Regions from separate parts of the Homo sapiens genome. Here region 1 is linked to region 2. A link is a contact called in ENCODE Hi-C data. All regions are on one chromosome and are shown on one strand. The core of a region is the stretch at or near the end of the contact, and the rest is flanking DNA. Distances in the headings are between cores, read along the strand shown. Region 1 overlaps MARCHF3 (membrane associated ring-CH-type finger 3). Region 2 overlaps GRAMD2B (GRAM domain containing 2B).

Region 1 (4,888 bases), core at 2,350-4,849, 570 kb before region 2:
AGATTTTAGTTTGGAAGGGGTTGACAGAAATGAAGCAGAATGCTTTCCTCCAAAGTCCTTTTCTATGGCTTTCAGCTTGGGACCTTCTCCACTAAAGTGTGTGCTTTTGTGTTTTTTTCTTTCCCTGTCATTCTGTGGGTGGTGTCATTTGCCAACTAAATTGTGAGGCATTATTTTCTGGGGCTTGCAGTGTGACTTTCCCATTCAACTGAATAAATAATCATTTAACGTTGGCAAGAACTTCACTTTCCCCTCCTCCCTGCTCATCTTCCCTCGACCTTTCCCCAGGTGATCTCAAAAGCTCTGTTGTCTCTTCACATGGTGTCAGCCTAAACCTACTTGACATTGTTTTCTAGTCCTCTGGTGTTCCCTCTACAGAAAAACTTGTTAGAGTAACTTACTATGAAATATACTTCTGAGCTAAACTTCCCATGTCATATTTTCAAAAGCATATCTGAATTTTATGGTGAGTAAAATACATCCGTATTTGAAAGTAATTTCTCAAATTTATTTATTTTTAACTGACATATAATAATTGTACATATTTATGGGGTACATAGTGATGTTTCAGTACATACAATGTGTAGTGATCAGATCAGGGTAATTATCATATCTATCATCTCAAACATTTATCATTTCTTTGTGTTGGGAACATTTAATATATCTTTTGTAGCTATCTGAAACTATATAATATATCATTGTTAACTATAGTCATTCTGCAGTGCTATAAAACACTACAGTGCTATAAAACTAGAACTTGTTCCACCTACATAGCTGGAATTTTATATCCTTTAACCAATTTCTGCCTATCCCCAACTTCCTCCTACCCTTTCTAACCTCTAGCAATCGCTGTTCTGCTTTTTACTTCTGTGAGATCAAGTGTTTTAGCTTCTGTTATGAGTGAGAACATATGGTGTTTAGCTTTCTGTTCCTGGCTTATTTTACTTAACATAATGTCCTCCATTTCCATCCATGTTGCTGTAAAATTACAGAATTTCATTCTTTTTTAAGGCTGGATAGTATTCCATTGTGTATATATACCACATTTTTTAATCCATTCATCCATTGATGGACACTTAGGTTGATTCCATATTTTGGCTATTGTGAATAGTGCTGTAATAAACATGGGGCTGCAGATATCTCTTCAGTATATTAACTTGCTTTCCTTTGGATAAATTCCCAATTGTGGGATTGCTGGATCGTACAGTAGTTCTGTTTTTAGTTTTTTGAGGAATCTCTATACTGCTGTTGATAATGGCTGTACTAGTTTACATTACCACCAGCAGTGTATAAGATTGTCTTTTTGATAGTAGCCATCGTATCTGGGGTGAGTTATCTCATTGTGGTTTTTATTTGCATTTCTCTATCAGCGATGCTGAGCATTTTTCCATATACCTGTTGGCTCATTTTTAAATTGGATTATTTGATTTTTTGCTATTGAGTTGTTTGAGTTCTCTGTATATTCTGGATATTAATCCCTTATCAGATGAATGCTTTGCAAATATTCTATTCTTCAGGTTATTGGTTCACTTGGTTAATTTTTTTCTTTGCTGTGCAGAAGAATTTTAGTTTTATGTAATCCCATTTACTTATTTTTGCATTAGTTGCCTGTATTTTTGAGTTCTTAATCATAAAATCTTTTCTCAGACCAATGTCCTGAAGCATTTCCTCTATGTTTTCTTCCAGTTGTTTTATAGCTTCAGGTCTTACAATTAGGCCTTTAATCCATTTTGAGTAGATTTTTATATAGGGGCAGAGGTAGGATCTAGTTTCATTCTTCTGCATATGGATATCCATTGCTTTTAGCACCATTTATTGAAGAAACTGTTTTTTCCCCAATGGATGTTCTTGGCACCTTTGTCAAAAATCAGTTGGCCTTATATAGATGGATTCATTAATTTCTGGGTTTTCTGTTTTGTTACATTGGTCTCTATGTGAGAGTAATTTTTAATCTAATTCATCCAGATTGTGTTTATGTTATGCATCAGAGACAAGTCAGAAAAAGAAAGGAAGAGGATGTTATGATGTTGTCTGCATCGTACTTCCCTCTTACGGATCCTGGCAGGGATCCCTTTCCTCCTCACTTAATAACTTGGGTAGATTTGGGTGTATAATTGTGAGAACTCATCAGGATCCAGGTGAAAATGAGACCAGTAATTAAAGGGCTGGGTCAATGTATCATTATTATTTAAGTTAAATGGGTACATGGTCTATGTAAGCTCTTGTCAACTGCCTTTGACAGCAGTTTTCATATACAGTAGATTTAGCCCTGTCTTAACGGAAGCTTTTCTTTTCCTTTCCTTTTAATTTTATTGTTGTTCTTGTTGTTGCTTTCTAAGCTATGTGGGTGAAAAACAGCATGAAGTTATAACAAAATGTATAGCAAAAGCAGTAACAATGAGAAAGAGTCCATGATGGATACACACACATTGCTGGAATATTTCTCAAGTATTTTGGGGAGTGGCTGTGAGGCTTCTTTGGCAGAGGAAAAGTGGAACATGTGCTTTTCCATGTGTGAACACTGTGATTTGAAAGGTCCATTATGATTCACTTCCACTAGAAAGCAACTGCTTTCTAGCTGGTGTAGCCACAGAGTTTTGAAAATTCACTTAAATAGGTGTATTGCAGACTCCTGACATCTGTTTTGGAGATTCAGTTGAGTGTTGGGAATTTGCTTGTTCACAAGTGACATGGAATGAGTTATTCTTATGAGAGTGTTGAACTCTATTCATTTCTTTAAGGTTGTGGATTAAGTCTAACAAGAAAAGACTTAAAATTTTGAACAGTCATTTGCTGTGTTACACACACACATAAATTTGCACTGATTGCATTCTTCTTAATTTCAAAAACTATGAATGACAATTTTACTTTGCCTAGTAAATCAACTTTACTGAGGTACCCTCAGGCATATTTTGTTGTATTGTAAGGCTTTCTTGCTAGGTATTTGCAATCTTATTGTGTACTGTTTTTCAGTGAGCTTTTAGTTTTTGCCCATAGTTTTACCTAACATATCCTGTGTCTCTGTCTTTTTGTGCACTTCTGTTCCATCTCTGAGTATTAGTTTTTGTCTACTCTTTTTATCATTATTAATAAGTTATTTTCACTTCTCTAATGATTTCAAACCTCAATGATACTAGAAGTATTGTTTCCTATCACTTTCAACAAAGGTCATTTGTAGCCAGTTCTTCAAACAAAATAAGTAACTAGGACATGAGTCTTTCACTTTTTGCTAGTTAGTTTTCAATTTACTAGGTACTGACATAATGTGGCATTTTCACAGGTTGCTTTTTTAAAAAAGTGAAAGCTTTGTTTTAATGGTTCATAACTATTATAATGTTTCTAAATGACAGAGCAAAAAAAGAATTACCACAAAATAAGATTAGTGTGGATATCCTGAACTGGAAATCATTTGAAACATTTCATGGCTACATTTTGTGCTAAATATAAAAATAACTGTGTTTCCCATGTGTGAGCATCAAAAGCCCCAGTTGGAAAATCACATGGTATAGCAAGTAGGTCACTATTGATGGTAGAACATGAGACAGGAAATGTCACAGCTAAGATTAGAGGCCCAAGCACTATGTCTCACCACGCTTGCTGCATTGGTCGTCCAAAGAAGTGGAAGGACTCAACAGGGCTGAACTAACTGTAGACCAACTGGAAAATATTAGCCAAGACAACCTTTTAATCGGCCATTCCATTTGTTTCTAGATAACTCACTCTCCCAGTTAGGCAAAAGAATTGAGCTGCTTGGGTTTGCACATTGGCAGACCTCTGAATGCCAATTAAAATGGCAGCTTTTACATTCTAAAAGTATCCATGGGAAGCAATAATCAACTATATACAGTCATAGCTGTAGATTCACCTGGTGTTTGAAATTGTTAACAAGGAATAACCAACCAGTTAAAAATGAATTCTCTTAAAATCTTATTTATCTTCATATTTGAAGGTGTGATAATATAGGGATGTGGGGGAAAACTACACTTTTAGGGAATCAGTTTCCTTTTCCTTTTCTTTCCAGGCAACATGAGGAAGATTTGTTATTTATATGTAGGAATTTTTACCACAGAAGATACCTAATTTTTGCAAACATACTTGCATAGTCTAATCTTTAAGCAAAAGACTAGGAAAAAAAGCAGTGCTCTGCTGCATACCCAAATGAGAGACAATACCTCATTTTTTGGGCTCAGACCAAGATAGAGCCTTGGATTGTGAGCATAGCCATCCCCTCATGCTAGATTGAGCAGTTGAACACATGCCCAAAGAGCTTGAGGTTATTTGGATGAGTAGGTGGAGGCATGCCGCGATGACTGCATTTGGATCAGTCATCGGAGCCTTATTCATTCACTTCCAGCATTAGTCCTTCACAGAAGTATCCTGGCTGATGGATTCAGTGTACCGAGTGGATAGTTTTATTGCTTAAATCTCAGAGATCTTCCTAGGCTTACATTTTCAAAAGTCTTTAATGCAGATTAAAACATTCTATTTTGAACTAGGATTATTTCATGCAGGGTATCACTTTTAAGAGAGGAAGTTAGTAGTATGAAGGCTCCATGGAAAAAGTATTTTTTATTATTTATATTATTTTTGTGCAGTAAAATGTGCATAACATAAAATTTAACATCTTAAATCATTTTTAAATGTACAGTTCAGTGGTAGTAAATACATTCATAATATTGTGCAACCATCACCACCATCCATCTACAGAACTCTTTTCATCTTACAAAACTCCCAAGCTCCTAGCAACCGCCATTCTCCTTGTTGTCTCTGTGATTTTGACTACTCTACCTCATTTTGGTGGAATCATACAGTATTTGTCTTTTGTAGCCAACATTACAGTTGGTATAATGTCCTGAAGGTTTACTCATGTTTTAGTATATGTCAGAAT
Region 2 (4,924 bases), core at 778-3,277:
GCCCAGGCTGGAGTGCAGTGGCACGATCTCGGCTCACTGCAAGCTCCGCCTCCCGGGTTCACGCCATTCTCCTGCCTCAGCCTCCTGAGTAGCTGGGACTACAGGCGCCCGCCACCACGCCCGGCTAATTTTTTGTATTTTTTTAGTAGAGACGGGGTTTCACCGTGTTATCGAGGATGGTCTCAATCTTCTGACCTCATGATCTGCCCGCCTTGGCCTCCCAAAGTGCTGGGATTACAGGCGTGAGCCACTGCGCCCGGCCTAGGCTTTCTGATTTCTAGCCCAGGGCCCATTTTGGCTACACCAGACAGTATAAATAGCAATAGGAATGGATGTACTTCACTTGGAATTCCTGGGCTTGGGAAAACTGGCATGGGAAAGGCCAGGAGTTTTCTGCTGGGGTTTGGATCCTCTTCTGGAACAACCCCCCATAATTCAGTAGACTAAAGTACTGAGGGTGCTTTTGGTGAGGCAACCGCCTGCCCTTCCAATTCCTTCAGACAAAGATTAGACAGATGGATCCTGTGAAGGTTATGGCGAAAGAAGGAACATTTCCATCGAGGGAGCTTTACCATTTCTTCCCACGAAACTAGGTGAAAGGTAGTGGAGTCTGCCTAGTTACTGAGGCCAAATGATCTCATAATTACTGCTGGGAGGGGCCGTCATGCCTTAGTTTGCTTTACTTTGCTAGAGTGTAAAGGGTAATGCTTAGATATTAGATTCCAAGAAACGGAAAGGAAAGAGGATTGCTTTCCTTCATTTTATGCCTTCTTGGAAATGGAGAAGTTTCCAGGAGAAGAATCTGTATTCCATGGTCTGTGGCTTCCTAAGAGTAGCTCAAGTCCCAGTTTCTGGGAGTGGCATCTTCATAAGGATGTTTATCATATTTCAGTGTCTTAGTAAGGGCCCCAGTTTCCTCGCCTCCACACCAAATCCTCCTCCCTCAGCCTGTGTCACAGAGCTGCTCTCCGTCACACCTTACTCAAATTGAGAACACATAGGTTTTTTTTTTTTTTTTTTTTAATTTTTAAAAGCTTGGGGAATGTAAACATTTTCTACATGACTAATGAAGCTAGGCATTGTAGATAAGAGAAGCAGTGAATGTTTTAAAATCAGTCACGGTTACTGCTGGATTTTATTAGAAACACTCAGACTGGTCTAGTTTTGGGGGGTTAATATGAAATTTATAGCACAGCTGAGTAAATAAGGGTATCCACTTATTTTCAGAAATGATTTTTGAAGTTTAAACCACTTACTATGAACATTTTATAACATAGAAAACAGGTACAAAGTAGATAGAATAGTATAAACAAGGCAATCTTGTTTCATCTATATACCTGTAGCCCACCACTCCTACCTCCTACTGGTTTTGAGACAAATCCCAGACCACACTATCTTTTCATCTGTAACTATTGCAGTGTATAACTCTACAAGATAAAGATTCTTTGAAAAAATAAACACAATACCAATATCAAACCTTAAGGCTAAAAATTGTAATTGATTTTTAAAAAAATGAGTGAAATATGGCTGTTTTTCAGGGAAACTATTAGCACAATGTAGTAGTATTTAGGATTGGAGTGGACTAAAGCATCTCTAGGCACACTGTTGGGTATCTGGTTACCCAGTAGGGGACTTGGGAGAGTTCCTGTTCTCACACTAGTCCACATGGCTCTTGCTAGCACAGCAGTAGGAGCTGCCTACTTTGACATCACCAGGTACCAGGACCCCTTTTCTCTTGCCCTTCCTGCTCTGGCTATACTGGAGAGAGGAAGAAATGGAAATGCCATTCCCCAATCTCAACACCTGAGTCAGATTCGGCTCTCTTGAAGCTGAAGAAGAGAGATTCCCAATGACACGAATCAGCATGAAAGGAATTATGGTTGTGAACAGAATGTATCAAAGTGGGTGGTGTCCATGACTCTAGGTGGGATGATGGAGTCACTCTGCATCCTGTCTGTGCCTCAGGCTGCAGCTGCTTCTCTTTAATCTGCCCTCCCACCCCCTCCTCACCCCCCACTCCCCACCACATACCCAAGAGACAGTGAGAGAAACCTGAGCAGCAGCAGACATGGGGTGATGTGATATCCAGGCTGCCCACTTCCTCTGGCCCGTCAATACTTTGTGTCAGCAAGTCCTCAGGCTGTGCTGGCCCTCAAGATTGTCTGGATTTTTCATATGAAAAAAAGCTCAACATCACTGATCATTAGAGAAATACAAATCAAAACCACAATGAGATACCATCTCACACCAGTGAATGGCGATTATTAAAAAGTGAAGAAAAAACAGATGCTGGCAAGGCTGCAGAGAAAAAGGAACACTTTTACATTGTTGGTGGGAGTGTAAATTAGTTCAATTATTGTGGAAGAGAGTGTGGCAATTCCTTAAAGACCCAGAGGCAAAAATACCATTTGACCCAGTAATCCCATTACTGGGTATGTACCCAAAGGAACAGAAATCATTCTGTTATAAAGATACAGGCACAAGTATGTTCACTGCAGCATTATTCACAATAGCAAAGTCATGGAATCAACCCAAATGCCCATCAATTATAGAGTGGATAAAGAAAATGTGGTAAATATACACCATGGAATACTACGCATCCATAAAAAAGACTGAGATCATGTCCTTTGCAGGAACATGGATGGAGCTGGAAGCCATCATTCTCGGCCAACTAATGCAGGAAAAGAAAATCAAACACCGTATGTTCTCACTCTTAAGTGGAGGTTGAACGATGAGAACACATGCACACAGGGAGGGGAACAACACACACTAAGCCCTGTCAGGAGAGGTGGGAGGGAGAGCACCAGGAAGAATAGCTAATGGATGCTGGACTTAATACCTAGGCAATGGGTTGATCTGTGCAGCAAACCACCATGGCACCCGTCTACCTATGTAACAAACCTGCACATCCTGCACATATACCCTGGAACTACAAATAAAAGTTGAAGAGGAGAAGAAAAGAAAAGATTGTCTGGGTTTTCATATGAACATCCTCATTTATCTTGGAGACTTTACAAGGTTTGTAACAATTCTGTATAGATCTAAAAAATGAGCAGTACGTTTGAAACAAAATATGGAATTCTAGGTACAAAAATCAGCTCTCAAAAGTATTAGATTCTCTGAATTGATCAATCATAAACATATACTTCAAAGGGCACCTGTCCCCTTATCTTTGCAAAAGGTTCTTGCCAATTCTTAGAACAAAAAATCTGCGGAATTCAGTTCATAAAAAATGGCTTTTACAAAACAATAATTCATAACATCTCCTTGAATGGCTTCAGATACCAAATAGGCAAGTTACCTTAGAGAGGGCACGGAAGAAAGGTCTTTTCTAAGCTAGAAGGCCAGCTTGTTCTTAAGGCAGACAGACATCTGCACAGTATGGTTTGCTCAGTAGTGGGGGATAATGGAAAGGGCTCTTGTCCTTAAATTCCATAAATTCTCTTGCCACCACCCTGGCCCCTACCACAGTGTGCTCCACCTGTTTTTTTCTTGGAATAATCTTCTTTGGAAAAGGTAGGCCAGGACTGGTGGTGGTGGTGGTATTAGTGGTGGTGGAGTGCTGGAAGGCCTCTCTCTTTTTTTTTTTTGAGATGGAGTTTCACTCTTCTTGCCCAGGCTGGTGGGCAATGGCGTGATCTTGGCTCACTGCAACCTCTGCCTCCTGGGTTCAAGTGATTCTCCTGCCTCAGCCTCCCTAGTAGCTGGGATTACAGGCGCCCACCACCACGTCCAGCTAATTTTTGGTATTTTTTAGTAGAGACAGCGTTTCACTATGTTGGCCAGGCTGGTCTCGAACTCTTGACCTCAGGCGATCCACCTGCCTCAGCCTCCCAAAGTGTTGGGATTACAGGCATGACCCACAGCACCCAGCTGGCCTCTGTATGTTTTACAGCTCATTGTTTTCTGTTATGCATATAACAACATGCATGCATGAAGTCACTGATGGAGTCTTTCCATCACAGCTGAGAGAAAGCCAGTTTTACTGAGAAAAGACAGAAAACTATTGTCCAGGAAAGTTCAATGTCAACATCTCTGTGGGGAGAGCAGAAGGTGACTGGGCAAAGATGTCTTTGAAGAGACAAAGGAAGGGAGACATGAAAGAGGATGTGGGAGGACTCTGAAGCCTCAGGGTTTTGTCTGCAGGGGTCCTGTTTTCTTTTAACTAGTTAATAGGACACTGGCTCTGCAGAGAAATACACAGACTGAAACAACACTTACTAAAACTAGAAGTGAGAATATAAATAAGGCTGAAGAATTTTCCTCTCTTCCATTAAAAGTCATTTCAGGTGCGCCTGAGCCATACAGTTTCTGAAAGATCAGTCTGTGAATTCCATAAACTAGAGGTTCTCAAACTGTGGCCTAAGAACTTTCTATGTCAGAACGATTTAGGCATGGGACTTGTAAAAATGCACTTCTTAGGTCTACTTCAGACCTTTTAAAAACTTAAATCTTATACCCACCAAAATCTTGGGACTACTGAGCTGAGTGTCAACCAAGCCAAGACTACTGGGCCAACTGGGAAGCGAGTCAATTACTATTGTTACTTTCATCCAGCAATCTTCTAAGGAGGGCTGGGAGAGAGTGGTAAATTTATCAGTACTACTGATAGATAATGGGGAAAAACAATCCCCATTAATGATCAATCTGTAATGCTACTTCAGGAAAGAAGTTTCCAAATACTTAGTAATTCGGATTTTGGATGATTAGTTAGATACATTATCCAAAATCAAAATATGGGCCACATCTGAGTTTTCTTTGGGAAATGAAATTACTGGTTTTTTTTAATTTTATTTTTTGCTATGATCTGTGTTTGTCAAGGTTTCTACAATGAGCTTTGTAGAATCATAGATTTTAATTAAAAAAAATCTTTAAAGAAGAGAAGTAATAGAGACCACATTTAATTTAGAGACACCAGTTGTAC

Evidence for each region. A loop is a pair of places that touch in the nucleus more often than their neighbours do. Pooled maps may share reads with other maps.
Region 1: a loop to region 2 is called in a map of GM12878, with 6 times the contacts of the local background. The contact joins two enhancer-like sites. A Hi-C loop is called at or near these places in 1 of 168 maps with a recorded cell type or tissue (GM12878), 6 of 37 single-sample maps with no recorded cell type and 5 of 50 pooled maps.

The regions. Positions count from the first base shown.
Region 1 is chr5:127,010,746-127,015,633 of GRCh38, reverse strand. All of the region lies in intron 1 of MARCHF3 (membrane associated ring-CH-type finger 3), which reads left to right. Among named protein-coding and RNA genes, the nearest start is that of MARCHF3, 17 kb to the left of the region's middle. Within about 2 kb of position 3,599, at least 3 of the 41 ENCODE cell types and tissues checked have a DNase peak (open chromatin) inside an H3K27ac peak, as active enhancers do.
Region 2 is chr5:126,442,719-126,447,642 of GRCh38, reverse strand. The region is part of intron 1 of GRAMD2B (GRAM domain containing 2B); the gene reads right to left. Among named protein-coding and RNA genes, the nearest start is that of GRAMD2B, 22 kb to the right of the region's middle. RefSeq lists an enhancer at 1,618-2,817. Within about 2 kb of position 2,027, at least 10 of the 41 ENCODE cell types and tissues checked have a DNase peak (open chromatin) inside an H3K27ac peak, as active enhancers do.